3 separate regions of the Homo sapiens genome follow, and all the other regions are linked to region 3. A link is an interaction called in ENCODE POLR2A ChIA-PET data of the cell type or tissue named here. Cell type or tissue: MCF 10A. All regions are shown on one strand.

Region 1 (5,000 bases), 96 kb after region 3:
TGGAATCAGAATCTCTGGGAGTGGAAATTCAGGACCTTGCATTTTAAAAATCTCCCTTCTAAATTTTTCTTAAGACTACTGGATTTTGAGAATCTTTGCTAAAGGAAGAGGATTAAATATTCTTCCAATGCCCAAGATTTCTTCAATTCTATTCTAACAATAAATATTTCTTAGAGAATAAATTTTTGATTTCCTTGCATCATTTACCTTTTTCCTGTTAGGAAAATGCACATCATTTTTTAGGTGCTGAGACAGAGGACTAAGAAATCAATGACATAAAAATGCATACTTTAATATTTTTTCTTTAAAACTATTATCCTAAGGTGTCCTACATACTATAATTTATAAGTATCTGGAAGAGTGAAAACAATTTTATTGAGGCCTTGTAAAATATGGCAGGTGCTAGGACCTCATGGAACTCAGGTATCTTCAGTAGGATGTGAAACATCACATCATGGGGCGTGGTGCAGTGTAAGCAGGTAAAGAAAAGCCAGTTCTTCCACATGTAAACTACTTGAACTCCATTTCATCTTTTTTCATACCATCTCTAAGATTGCTGCCGCATTTGCTTGTTAAACTGAAAGCATGTTTCTTGCAAAGGCTCTATTGGAAGGAGCAGATCGAGGTCTTGGAGAAGCTCTTGGAGGCCTCTTTGGAGGAGGTGGTCAGAGAAGAGAAGGAGGAGGAAGAAATATTGGAGGGATAGTTGGAGGAATTGTGAATTTTATCAGTGAGGCTGCAGCAGCTCAGTATACTCCAGAACCGCCTCCCACTCAGCAGCATTTCACCAGTGTGGAGGCCTCAGAAAGTGAGGAAGTTAGGCGATTTCGGCAACAATTTACACAGCTGGCTGGACCAGACATGGAGGTGGGTGCCACTGATCTGATGAATATTCTCAACAAAGTCCTTTCTAAGCACAAAGATCTTAAGACTGACGGTTTTAGTCTTGACACCTGCCGGAGCATTGTGTCTGTCATGGACAGTGACACGACTGGTAAGCTGGGCTTTGAAGAATTTAAGTATCTGTGGAACAACATCAAGAAATGGCAGTGTGTTTATAAGCAGTATGACAGGGACCATTCTGGGTCTCTGGGAAGTTCTCAGCTGCGGGGAGCTCTGCAGGCCGCAGGCTTCCAGCTAAATGAACAACTTTACCAAATGATTGTCCGCCGGTATGCTAATGAAGATGGAGATATGGATTTTAACAATTTCATCAGCTGCTTGGTCCGCCTGGATGCCATGTTTCGTGCCTTCAAGTCTCTGGATAGAGATAGAGATGGCCTGATTCAAGTGTCTATCAAAGAATGGCTGCAGTTGACCATGTATTCCTGAAGTGGGAACTGAGAAGTCAAGATCCTCCCTGGAGGACAGGACTGAAAACCTTGCCAAGCTGTACACAGTTGCTGATACCCTGTGCAACAGCTCTCATTTCCTGGCAAGCTCTTTCACAACCCTACATATTTCTGATCATGTGCTGCCTTTTACTGCTGAATTAAAACAGATATTTCACGAAAAATGTTCTGAGTGGTTTGTATATCAGCTTTTTGAGATTTGGATTTATATGGACTTGCATATATATGGTGGGGAGGTTGTGGGGTAGAGTTCTAATGGAGTAGATTTTAAAAGGTGTTGCTTATTTAGTGAATAAATTCCAAGGAGTAGGAACTTTATTATTGTTGTTATTGTTGTTAAGAATGAATTTTTTTAATCCTAGAATAAATCAAGAAAGCCCTCAGGAGATACATTTTCCATTTTAAAAAGTTGAGGAGAGAGGTTCAAAATCTGTTTTTCTTGTAATTTTATACCTGGTTTTCCCATTATGTAAAAAAATGAAAAGTGCTTTTTAGGAAACTTATTTAACCATAAAGAAACAGGTTCAGACAATGAAATTAAGCAGTTTTATATAAGGGTAGCATTTTTTTAAATGATGGAGCTACTATCTAAAATTCTAAAGTTCTTTAATTCTGTTTCTTTAGTAAAAAAAAGCACTAGCAATTTTGTTTTGATACATTTGTAAAGAGAGTCAAAGACATTGAGGAATAAAACAATATGCTCATAGTTCAAAAATGTCTCTAGCTGCCTTAATGAATCAAAATGTTTGCTCTTACACGTACTTCATACAAAATCAGGCATGCCCTGTTGACGTTAGCCAGCTCTTGTCGTGTCTTGTCCTGCCTTAGAGCAAGGAAAATTCTTTTGTTCATCTTTGAAAACTACAGGCAGGAAATAAGCAGCAAACAAAGAAAAACAAAAAAAGAAAAACACATGAACAGTAATCAGTTAAATGGAATGTAAACCAATATAGAGAACACATATTGCTGACTATTGCAATTATTCTCAGCCCTGGCTGCAATTTGGAATCACTGGGAGAGCTCTTTAGGAATACTAATACTTGAGTCTCCAAATATGTTAAATAAGACTTTTTAGAGGTGGGGCCCAGAGATGAATATGTTTAAAGCTCCCCAAGTGATTCTAATGATCAGCCAAGGTTGACAGCCTTGATTGCTTTGAAGTAGGGCCACCTCACAGTATTTTTCAAGCCTGTCTCAGCCAAAACTAAGGCCATGCAGGAGAGTCAGTGTTGCCAGCATTCAGGAGAAGGAAGATAGAAATACCAAGAAAATGCCACCCAAAAGCTGGGGTAGTTGTGCCTTTCTTGCGTACAGACCTTGGTTTGGCTTTATAATTTTGATAATAGGCTAATATAGCAGAGCAAACAGAATCCAGGATTCCGGTGCCAGTAGACACAGCTAGAGAGGCTACATTTGCAAGTGCTTGGTTCCTCTGTCTGCTATTTAATTGGTCTCTACCCATTCTGCTTCTCTGATTTTTAATGCATTGTCTCTATCCCAGGCTACTTTGGAGGGTCATCCCGAGTTTGCAGATAAATTCTTCCTTCCTCTTTGGACTCATTTAGAAGAAAGTTGTAACTATGGAAATGATGTAACTAGCCTGTTAACATCCCTCAGCTTCCTGTTAGAAATCCCCAGTGAAATGTGGAGAGGTTGGCTTTTGACCTTTGTGTTCACCATCATCACCATCATACAATATTTATGAAACACCACACACATATAATTCTGAACTGAGCCAAGCACAGAGATCACATCCACTTTCCTCAAGGGACTTGTAATTTAACCTTGGTCTGGTGTGCTACTTAGACCAGGTGTGGTTACATAAGAAGGAGGCTGCTGCCAGCAACCACACATTAATAACAATCTCTCTATTTTAGAATAAGTCCAGGAATATGTTAGGCATGGATGTAGTAAAGTAGCCAAGAAAGGGGAAAGCTGCCAGACATCTTTTAAATTCTCAGAATATTAGGTTTATAATTTAACCTTTCCATAGGATGGTTGTGGAAAGAACAATGTAACCACATTTTTGTTCCTCACTTTATTGTAAATGTTTCATAAAAGTTAAAACAATCATCTCACACTAGGAGTGGTATTATTGCCCTTGCTTCTCAAGTTGAGGGATTACCTACTTTTACAATTCTCTTCCAGCATGCTCATGGAAAAACACCCTGAAATTACCTAAGTTTCTCTCCTTTTCTCTTCTGAATTTGTATAAGTAACCTCAGACATCAGAGTGGATACTAGAACTAAAAAATCTGGACTTTTTCCAAGTAACCAAATATTTAGCATTGTGTAGAACCAATAGCCTAGCAAGTGATTGAATTTCTTAGTTTTCATTCAATATTTGATGTTTTAAAGGCACATTTTTAATGTTAGAAGCAATATTTAACTTGACACCTTTTTAAAAATTTGCCTGCTCTATATGCAAGACTATTTATAGCCTAAGATTTATATAATTCATATAACTCCATGCCATTATTCTTAAATTTCTGACATTAAGTAATTTAATCAATGTAAATTGAAAATCATACTCAGTGATAAAAATATGTGAAATTATACATCTACATTTTTAAATTTCAAAAGATCCCATGTGATTTTGAAAAGTAACTTTATCTTGATATAATCCACTAAATTTTATAACCTATAAAAAAGGAAAAAGAATCATGTGCTCTGTAACTATGAACAGCAAACTACCAGAAACATTCAAAATTTTTATGTGATCTTAAAGGTCACTTTAAAAATATTTTTGGGTAGCGGTGCATGTGTTTTTAAAAGTTGGTTTATCTAGCTACCCCAGTCAGAAATCTTATCAGTACTGGCTAGGCATGGTGGCTCATGCCTGTAATCTTAGCACTTTGGGAGGCTGAGGTGGGCTGATTGCTTTGAGCCCAGTAGTTCAAGACTAGCCTGGGCAACATGGCAAAACCCCGTTTCAACAAAAAAATTTAAAAAATCCCCACAACTAGCCAAGCAAGTTGGCGCACACCTGTAGTCCCTGCTACTTGGGAGGCTGAGGCGGAGGATCGCTTGAGCCCGGGGGGTCCAGCCTGAGTGACATAGGGAGACCCTGTCTTGAAAAAACAATTATTTAAAAAAATCTTATCAGTAGTATTAAACAACTACCCGTATAGTGGGGACTTAAAAAATATTTGTGGAGGCACTTACAAAGTATGGATATCTAATGTGCCTACTGATCTTGAAGAACCTTCAGAATTGCTTTTTAAAAATATTTAAGTATATTAAAACAATTTTATTCCTAGAAACTGATTCAATTATGTATATGGGTAGAAATATGCTCTTAGAATATTCAGTTAAATCGAATACTTCTTCCTGTACTCTTCTGTACAGCTCAGAATTTACTGTATTTTAATAATAATACTCCTTTGGATTTATAGAGTATCTCTGACGATGTGAAGACTTTTTTCTGTTGGTTGCTGCCAAGTAAATTCTGTTTTATGTAAACGTTTTAAAATTATTTTGACAACACTGATTATCTCTCATTTACAGGGATGATATATTTCAGTTATAACATCAGAAGGAAAAATAGTCCCTCTTCTTGGGAGTTTATCATTGCAAAATGTATTCAAAACCATATCCTTAAATTTTACTAAACATAAAAAGTTATAAAGAGTATCTAATTCCACATGA
Region 2 (5,000 bases), 90 kb after region 3:
TGAGAATTATATGCTTTACTTTTGGCTTCTCAATGCAAGTATACTTGGGAGATGCACAGAGGAAACAGAAAGGAGACTGTAAAATTAAAATGTAACTTTTTAAACTAGAGCAAGGGAGTAATTAGTGGCCTCCTCCAAGAGCACAAGGAAGTAAAGAACAAGGCTTTGTAAAAAGAAAATTGTGTCAGACCAATTTAAATTCCCTCTATGACAGAGTGACAGTCCAAGATGATAAGGAAAACCAAATAGATTTCATCTGTATGGACTCTAGAAAGGCTTTTGATTTCATCCAACATGACATTCTTATCAACAAATTAGGAAGGTCTGGTCCAGATCATATTGCAGTTAGATGAAGGCCCCACTTGACAGAAAGGCTTCATCTAAAGTGGGAGTTGTGAGTCCTTCTGTGTTATTCTAGACGAGGTTCAGTTCCCCTTGGAATTCTGTTTGGAAAGCAACATACTTAATAGGTTGCAGTCACCACACAATATGTCAAAGTGGGAATAAGGGTAAGTGAGCATGTCTTTAAAAGTTGTAGAACCAGACCCAGATAAAGAAAGATTAAATTAAATTAACATATAGCATAAAAAGGTATAGGCACCAGAAGGAAACTAAATACAAGAATGATGTTGCTGTCACAAATCTAGATTCACAGAATTGTAGAGCTAAACAGACCTTTGGGTATCAAATTGCCCATCTTCTTCATTTTGCAGAAGATTGCCAGCTCAAGAGAGGAAGTTACATGCCCAAGGCCACACAGCTGGTTAATTGCAGGACTGAGACTAGAATTCCTAGTTTGGTATTCTTTTTTACTACAAACTGTCACTATTTTTAAAAAATAATTCTCTTGAGGCATATTTTACATATCCTAATTCACCCAAGTATACAATTCAATAATTTTTTTTTTGTAAATTTACCAAGTTGTGCAGTCATCAACTTTCAAGCAGTTTTAGAACATTCCCATCACCCCAGTATGATTTTTTATGTCATTAACTGTTAGTTCCTGTCACCTACTTATCCCCTAGCCCTAGGCAAGCACCAATCAACTTTCTATCTGTATAGATTTGCCTTTTCTGGACATTTTATATAAATGGAATCCTATAATGTATGTCTTTTGTGTCTGGCTTCTTTCACTTAGCATAATGTTTTAAGGTTTATCTATCTTGTAGCATGTATCAGTCATCATTTTATTGCCAAATTGTATTCTTTTATGTGGATATATCGTATTTTGCTTATCCATTTGCCAGTTGGTAAACATTTAGGTTGTTTCCATTTTTGGACTATTTTGAATAATGTTTTTAATAACATTGTGTCTCATTGTGTACTTTTTAAGTCTAATAACTTTGTTCCCCAAATTGGGACTAAATTATCCATCAGATGTGGCTTCTTCCCCTCCTATACTTTTTTTTTTTTTTTGCAGATATGGATGGTAGAGTTCCCACAGACAGCAATTAAGGTTGCTATTAATGTTCTAATAAATAGCCATAGGGGATTAAATCATCCAGAGGAGAAAAAGCTTGTTAATCTAATAATAGTCTTTTATTCTATGATGGCTTATGAGAAACTGTTAGCCAAATGCCCTCCATCTTCACGGAAAATAAATGAGAAGAATTGGATTTAAACCACAGCAAAAAAACACTTCAGATGGGCACAAGGAGGCACATTTTATATGACAGTCGATATTATCAAGTTAATTTGCAATATTATAAAAACAAAGTTCATGTAATTTTCTCTGAGAGAAGCTTATATGAATGGGTTTAAATCTGTCTAAAGCCAGATGGCCCCTTGTGATTCCCTAAAAGGAAGAGAGTTCTTTTGTGATACTTTTGCTGAGTAGTTAAAGAAGACATTTGGTTTTTGGTGTTCACAGAGGCCATTTCATTGTGCCTATGAGAAATAAAATCAGTTGTTGGAAAGTTTTACACAAACCACTCAGTGTGGCAGAAGACAGGACATTGCTCTCATGTCCTAGACAGAGCGATGTCCCTTGGCTACTATTCTCTCCCTAATAATAGCTAGAATAATCATTATTCAGTTCTAGAATTACATAATTTCCAAAGTAATTTCACATCTAATCTCCTTTTGACTTTACATTTGAGCTGTCAGTAGTTTCTACAATTACTTGTGAGAGAGACTCTGCCACATAGCAGTTCAAACCCCCTTCCAATCTGATTCCATTTTATTGATCTCCCTTTATCTCTCATCACTCCTAGCAATAGAGTCTCATCTCATTGTACTATTCACCATCTCTTGAATACCTCATATCCTTTAGCTCTTCTGTGTTTTTGCTAGACTGTCCTTTTATATCCCTTATCTATTTGGAGAACTCTGAGACTCAGCCTGTAGTCAGGCCTACACATGATCTCTTCTATAGGTAAATGTTCTCCTTTCCTTTGCCTCAGTAGAATTCATTGATCCCTTTTTGTGTGCCTATACTTGTTTGATATCATAGGACAGTGTACTAGCTGCGTGACCTTGGATAACTAGCTTAACTTTTCTGAATTTTTCTTACCTTATCTAAAATACATTTGTATCTTTCAGAGGAATTCAATGAAACCTAAATACTAAAACATATATATACAAATATAATAGATTAGTATTGATAGTAGAAATGTGAACACAGACTTCATATTATAATTATACCAGTTTCCTGTAGTTCTACTTGATTTTTGAGCACAGCCATCCTGCTTTATTCACCTTTGTAACCTAAGTACTGAGCCCAAGTCCTGATACATAATAAATCAGATTGAATCATTTGAAGTAAGCAAGGGCGATATTATTATTATCATTTTGTAGATTCGAAATTGAGACCCCCAAATGCTAAGTAATATAATGACTTAATCATTAAGTCCTAGCTACTTTTCCCCAAGTTCCCCAGTAGAACTTCCAATAACCTCTGGAGGACCTGTACTCTGACTATAACTAGTATTAAAGGTAGGATTTCTCAAAGTATTATCCAGGCTACCTGTTACAGACTGACTTCTGAAGATGCTTATTAAAAATATAAAATCAAATCTCAAAAATATACTGTTGAGGGGGGAAAAAGCTAGACACATAAAACCAGAAATGAAAGAGAAGACATTGCTACCAATTTTACAGAAATAAAAAGGATGATGAGTGAGTACTACGAACAACTGTATGCCAACAGATTGCATAAGCTAGATGAAATTGTCAAATTCCTACACAACCTACCAAGACTGAATCATGAAGAAGTAAAACATATGAATAGACCTATAACTAGCAAAGATATTGAATCAGTAACCAAAAACCTCCCAACAAAGAAAAGCCCAGGACCAGTTGGCTTCACTGGAAAATTCCACCAAACATTGAAAGAAGTACTAACACCAGTTCTTTTCAAACTCTTCCAAATAATTAAAGAAGAGGGAATACTTTCTGATTCATTCCATGAGGCCAAAGTCAGATAAAAACACTTGGAGAGAAGAAAACTACAGACCAATATGCCATATGAACATGGATGCAAAAATCAACAAAATACTAGCAAACACAATTCAACAGCACACTAAAAGTATTATACACCATGATCAAGTGGGATTTATTCCTGGAATGCAAGATGGTTCAATATATGAAAATCAATTAATGTAACACAGCATATTCTCAGAATGAAGGGGAAAAATCACATGATCATCTTAACAGATGCAGAAAATGCATTTGACAAAATTCAGTACTCTTCCCTGATAAAATCACACAACAAACTAGAAGGAAAGTGCCCCAACATAATAAACACCATATATGAAAAGTTGATAGCTAACATTGTGTTCAGTGATGAAAAGACTGAAAGCTTTTCCTCTAAGATCAGGAATAAGACTAGGATGCCCACTCTCATGCTTCTACTAACATGGTATTGGAAATCATCGCGAGAACAGTTAGGCAAGAAAAAGAAATAAGAGGCATATGAAATAGAAAGGAAGAAGTAAAATTATCTCTGTTAACAAATGATATGATCTTATTTGTAGAAAACCCTAAAGATTACCCCTCACACATACAAAACACAGAACTAATTAAGGGACTTAGCAATGTTACAGGATATGAATCAACACACAAAAATCAGTTGCATTTTATACACCAACAATGAACAATTCTGAAAAGGAAACTAAGAAAACAATTCCATTACAATGGCATAGAAAAAATTAAAATACTTAGGAATAGACTTCAAGAAGGAAGCTAAAGACTTGTACACTGAAAACTACAAAGCACTGCTGAAAGAAATTGAAGAAGAGACAAATAAATGGAAAGATATTCCATGTTTATGGATTAGAAGACAATATTAAGAGTCAGTACTTCCCACAGTGATCTACAGATTTAAAGCAATCCTTTTCAAAGTCCCAATGTTTCTTTACAAAAATAGAACAATCAATCCTAAAATTCATAGGGAATTTCAAGGGACACTGAATAGCCAAAACAATCTTGAAAAAGAATAGCAAAGTTGAAAGCCTGACATTTCCTCATTTCAAACCTTACTTCAAACCTACAGTAATCAAAACAGTGCAGCACTGGTTTCAAGAAAGACATATAAGCCAATGGAATAGAATAGAGATCCCAGAAGAAACCCTTGTGTATATGGTCATATGATTTTCAGCAAGAATGCCAAAACCATTCAATGGGGAAAGGACGGTCTTTTCAACAAATAGTGCTGGGAAAATTATATATCCACATGCAAAAGAATGAAGTTGGACCCTTAACTTACACATATACAAAAGTTAACTCAAAATGGATCAAAGATCTAAACATAAGAGCTGAAACTATAAAACTCTTCAGTGAAAACAGAGGAAAAGCTTCATGACACTGGATTTCTCAATGATTTCTTGAATATTACGCCAAAAGCACAGGCAGCCAAAGAAAAATAGATAAATATGACCACATACAAATTTTAAACTTTTGTGCATCAAAGGACACTAACAACAGAGTGGAAAGGTAACCTACAGAATGAAAGAAAATATTTACAAATTATATATCTGATAAGGGATTAATATCTAGAATAT
Region 3 (5,000 bases):
ACTAAGAAAAAAAAGGGGGAATGAAGCATATTTGAAAAGAGAGAATCTCAGACCTCCACACAGCTCTGAAAAGTATCAACCCACCCAATGGGGAGCTCTGGAGAAAGGATAGAGTCCCACATTTAGGCAGATACACCAGGCTCTAGCCCCCTGCCGTGCTTAACCATTAGCTGGGGCTTGACTGAAAGGAGGATGGCTTAGGCTTAAAGGCTGAGGCTGTCATTTCACTGCATTCTGCTGCTGAATGGCAAGTTCTTTCTTTTTCTTTTCTTTTCTTTTTTTTTTTTTGAGACAGGATCTTGTTCTGTCTCCCAGGGTGGAGTTCAGTGGCGCAATCTTGGCTCACTGCAACCTCCACCTCCGGGGTTCAAGCAATCCTCCCACCTCAGCCTCCTGAGTAGCTGGGACTACAGGCATGCACCACCACTCCTGGCTAATTTTTAATGGAGATAGGGTTTCACCATGTTGGTTAGGCTGGTCTCGAACTCCTCACCTCAAGTGATCCACATGCCTCGGCCTCTCAAAGTGTTGGGATTACAGGCGAGAGCGACTGAGCCCGGTCTGCAAGTTCTTTCTTAAAAGAAGACCCGAGCAGCCACCTTTATGGCCCTCACCACAGGGTTGCTATCTTTCAGGAATAGAGAGAAGGCTAGTGTGGCCCAAGCTGAAAGATCAAGGGAAAGAATGCAAAGATAGAAGCCAGAGCTGGGCCCTCCTCTTTGCCTCCCCAGGTGGCTCTGCACCTCCCACCCTCAGACTGCATTGCCCAGCTCCTGTGCTCCCTGGGATGGACTGGGTTCTGCCAATGGGAAGCCTGGCAAAAGATCAGAAGGAGAGAGGAGAATAAAGTCAGTGTGTTTATTTCCGGATTCCTCCTGGGAGGTTGCCTGGGGCTGGCTGCTTCATTCATGGCCTCTGCTGTGTGCAATTTTCCCTCCTTTTGGGTTCCAGGAACTGCTCCCTCTGGTCAGCCCTCTGGGCCTGGTGCTTCTGGCCCAGGTCCCTGCGTGCCACCCCTTGGCTTCCCTTATACCCTACCCCTGTGCTTTGGAATTAATCCATCATCAGTAAGCTCTCCTCGAATTATCCTTATCCGGGAGGGCCATCTGCTCCCTCCTGGGATCCCGATTGCTGCAGAGAGGTCACAGCAGGGTGTGGAGGGTTCTGCAGGCTGTGGCAAGGAGTTGTGGTTTTATTTAAGAGTAAGTCAAAGTTGGCAAAGGGTTTTAAGAACAGTAACCAGGACTTCTGAGCCTCTGGAGCTTGGAATCCATGAGCCTGGTGTTGAGGAGCCCAGCAGAGAACCTAAATCTTCTGGGATGTCTTGGCCCTGGGGAACGCCCTGCCTCTGCTCCTTAAGGGCTGTGTGTTCCAGCCCACTTTTGGGCCCTTGAATGCTTCTCAGATGTACCTGGGACCTGTGACAAAACCAAGGAGGGCAGGGACCTCGGGTAGAGGGTCTCTGTAGCCTTCATGCTCTTTCTGGCCTTTCCTTCTACCCTGGGGACCACCCCACCAGCCCTAACTCTGTTTACTGAGCCTGCCCTTCCATCTGCTCATATGTATGGAAGAATCATTCATTTCTTCAACCATTTATTTGTTCAACAGATATTTATTGAGTACCTACTATGTGCAAAACCCCGTTCTAAGTACTGGAAACACAACTGACATTCTAGTTCAGAAGTCAATAAAGAAGTCAGAAATAAAAGTTACAAGATTGTTTCAAGACAGCAGTAGCTTCCAGAAATGAAATAACACAGAGGTGACTCATTTTAGGGGATGACTAGTCAAGCAAGGCTTCACTGAGGAGGCAGCACTGGAGCTGAGACCTTAAAGATGAGAAGCTTTGCAGTTTCTTATCTTTAAGATGGGAGGTTTCTCGGCTAAGAGGTTTCTCAGCTAAAGTCTTTCACTGTTTCAGTCAAGACTTTCAGGTTGCAAGTGACAGAAACTCAACCCAGGCAGCTTTAAGCAAAAAACAAAACAAAACTCAAAGTTGAGAGGAGGAGATTTATTGGCTCACAAACTAAAAAGTGAAGGATACTTCTGGCTACAGGCAGGGCTGGGTCCAGGGTTTCCACTGATTTTTTGGCTCTGTTCCCATTGGTGAAGCTTCAACCTCGGGAAGCCTCTATCTAACCTTAAAGGTAGCTCCACGCTTAGGTCAGACCAACTTCATTTACAGGTGAAAGTGTAGGTGCATCCCAAATAGAGGCATAACTCCTAGAGGTTGCAAGTTCAATTCCAGGCAGCCACCATGAAGCAAATATTGCAATAAAGCAAGTGACACACAGTTTTTGGTTTCCCAATACATATAAAAGTTATGGGCAGGGCATAGTGGCTCACACTTGTAATCCCAGCAATTTGGAAAGCTGAGGGGGGAACATTGCTTAAGCCCAGGAATTTGAGACCAGCCTGGGCAACATAGTGAGACCCTGTCTCCACAAAAAAAATCAAAAAAATTAGCTGGGCATGGTAGTGCATACCTGTGGTCCCAGCTACTCGGGAGGCGGATGTGGGAGTATCACTTGAGCCCAGGAGGTAGAAGCTGCAGTGAGCCATGATTGTATCACTGCACTCCAGCCTTGGTGACACAGTAAGACCCTGATTATAAAAAAACCAGTTATGTTTACATTACATTATAGTCTATTAAGTGTGTAATAGCATTATGTTTAAAAAAAAGTACATACTCTAATTTAAAAACACTTGATTGGTAAAAAAAAAAAAAAAAAAAAAAAAAAAAAAAAAAAAAAAAGAGCACCATCATCTGAGCCTTCAGTGAGTCATAGTCTTTTTGCTGGCAAAGAGTGTTGCCTCATTGTTAATGGCTGCTAACTGATCAGGGTGGTGGCTGCTGAAGGCTGGGGTGGCTGTGGCAATTGCCTAAAATAAGACAACAATAAAGTTTGCTGCATTGATTGACCGTTCTTTTCACAAAAGATTTCTCTGCAGCATGCAATGCTGTTTGATAGCATTTTATCTACACTAGAACTTCTTTTAAAATTCAAGTAAATCCTCCCAAACCCTGCCACCACTCCTTTATCAACTAAGTTTATGGAATATTCTAAATCCTTTGTTGTCATTTCAACAATGTTCACAGCATCTTCACCAAGAGTAGGTTTTTGTCTCGAGAAACCACTTTCTTTGCTCATCCATAAGCAGCTCCTTATCCATTCAAGTTTGATCATGAGATTATAGCAATTCAGTCACATCTTTAGGCTCCACTTCTAATTCTAATTCTCTTGTTATTTCTGTCACATCTGCAGTTACTTCCTCCACTGAAGTCTTGAACCTCTGAAAGTCATCCATGAGAGTTGCAAATGACTTCTTCCAAACTCCTGCTAATGTTGATATTTTGACCTCCTCCGATGAAATCATGAATGTTTTTAAGGGCATCTGAAACGGTTAATCCTTTTCACAAGATTTTCAATTTACTTTGCCCAGATCCATCAGAGGAATCACTATGTATGACAGCTATAGCCTTATGAAATAAATTTCTTAAATAATAAGACTTGAAAGTCAGAATTACTCCTCGATCCATGGGCTGCAGAATGGATGTTGTGTTAGCAGGCATGAAAACATGAATCTCATACATCTCAATCAGAGCTCTTGGGTGGCCAGGTGCCTTCTCAATAAGCAGTAGTAGTTTGAAAGAAATTTTCGTAAGGGCCCAATATTTTTGAATTAGCGGGCAAGCATTGGCTTCAACTTAAAGCCACTAGCTGCATTAACCCCTGACAAGAGAGTCAGCCTGTCCTTTGAATCAGGCATTGACTTCTCATCTCTAGATATAAAAGTCCTAGATGGGATCTTCTTTCAGTAGAAGGCTGTTTCATCTACACTGAAAATCTGTTGTTTAGTGTAGCCACCTTCATCAATGGTCCTAGCTAGACCTTCTGGATAACTTGCCGCAGCTTCTCCATCAGCACTTACTGCTTACCTTGCACTTTTATCTTATGGAGACGGCTTCTCTTCTTAAACCTCATGAACCAACCTCTGCTAGCTTAAACTTTTCTTCTGCAGCTTCCTCACCTCTCTCAGCCTTCATAGAGTTGAAGAGAGTTAGAGCCTTGCTCTGGACTAAGCTTTATCTTAAGGGAATGTTATGGCTGTTTTGTTCTTCTCTCCAGACCACTCAAACTTTGTCAGTATCAACAATAAGGCTGTTTCACCTTCTTATAATTTGTGTGTTTACTGGGATAGCACTTTGAATTTTCTTTAAGAGCTTTCCTTTGCATTCACAACTTGGCTACCTGGTGCAAGAGGCCTAGTTTTTGGTCTCTCTGGGCTTTTGACATGCCTTTCTCACTAAGCTTAGACATTTCTAGCTTTTGACGTAAAGTGAGAAATGTGCAACCATCCCTTTCACCTGAACACTTAGAGGCCATTGTAGAGTTATTAACTGGCCTCATTTTGATATTGTTGATTGTAGGGTCTAGGGAGGCCCACAGAAAGGGAGAGAAATGAGGAATGGCCAGTCAGTTGGTAAAGCAGTCAGAACACACACATTTACAAGGGTGATTTAGTTCACCCTTGTATATGGGCACAGTTTGTTTTCACTCACGTCCATCTGAAGAGACCACCAAACAGGCTTTCTGTGAGCAACAAGGCTGTTTATTTCACCTGGGTGCAGGCGGGTTGAGTCCAAAAGGAGAGTCAGCGAAGGGAGATAGGGGTGGGGCCGTTTTATAGGATTTGGGTAGGTAAAGGAAAATTACAGTCAAAGGGGAGTTGTTCTCTGGCGGGCAGGGGTGGGGGGTCACAAGGTGCTCAGCAGGGGAGCTTTTGAGCCAGGATGAGCCAGGAGAAGGAATTCCACAAGGTAATGTCATCAGTTAAGGCAGGGACTGGCCATTTTCACTTCTTTTGTGGTGGAATGTCATCAGTTAAGGCAGGAACAGGCCATCTGGATGTATACGTGCAGGTCACAGGGGATATGATGGCTTAGCTTGGGCTTGGAGGCCTGACATTTGTGGCACTTCAAAACAATTAACTAGTAA

What was found. Peaks named below come from ENCODE experiments on the same cell type or tissue, not always from the same donor. Only the 100,000 strongest peaks of a DNase experiment are listed, where the experiment ranks them.
Region 1: POLR2A ChIA-PET joins it to region 3 with 5 read pairs; 3 of 35 experiments call an interaction of 5 or more read pairs at or near these places.
Region 2: POLR2A ChIA-PET joins it to region 3 with 6 read pairs; 3 of 35 experiments call an interaction of 5 or more read pairs at or near these places.

Annotation. Positions count from the first base shown.
Region 1 is chr16:55,566,172-55,571,171 of GRCh38, forward strand. The region is part of intron 11 of LPCAT2 (lysophosphatidylcholine acyltransferase 2); the gene reads left to right. It overlaps CAPNS2 (calpain small subunit 2), which reads left to right and starts at 513. Exons shown (of 1, transcript NM_032330.3): 1 at 513-1,516. The coding sequence starts at 586. The coding sequence ends at 1,332. In MCF 10A, no CTCF peak of the experiment used is centred here; DNase peaks (open chromatin) are centred at 1,420 and 2,160.
Region 2 is chr16:55,559,970-55,564,969 of GRCh38, forward strand. The region is part of intron 11 of LPCAT2 (lysophosphatidylcholine acyltransferase 2); the gene reads left to right. Among named protein-coding and RNA genes, the nearest start is that of CAPNS2, 4.2 kb to the right of the region's middle. In MCF 10A, no CTCF peak of the experiment used is centred here; no DNase peak of the experiment used is centred here.
Region 3 is chr16:55,469,846-55,474,845 of GRCh38, forward strand. No RefSeq gene overlaps it. Among named protein-coding and RNA genes, the nearest start is that of MMP2, 6.9 kb to the right of the region's middle. RefSeq lists enhancers at 1-807, 808-1,698, 4,583-5,000. In MCF 10A, no CTCF peak of the experiment used is centred here; DNase peaks (open chromatin) are centred at 946, 1,806 and 2,816.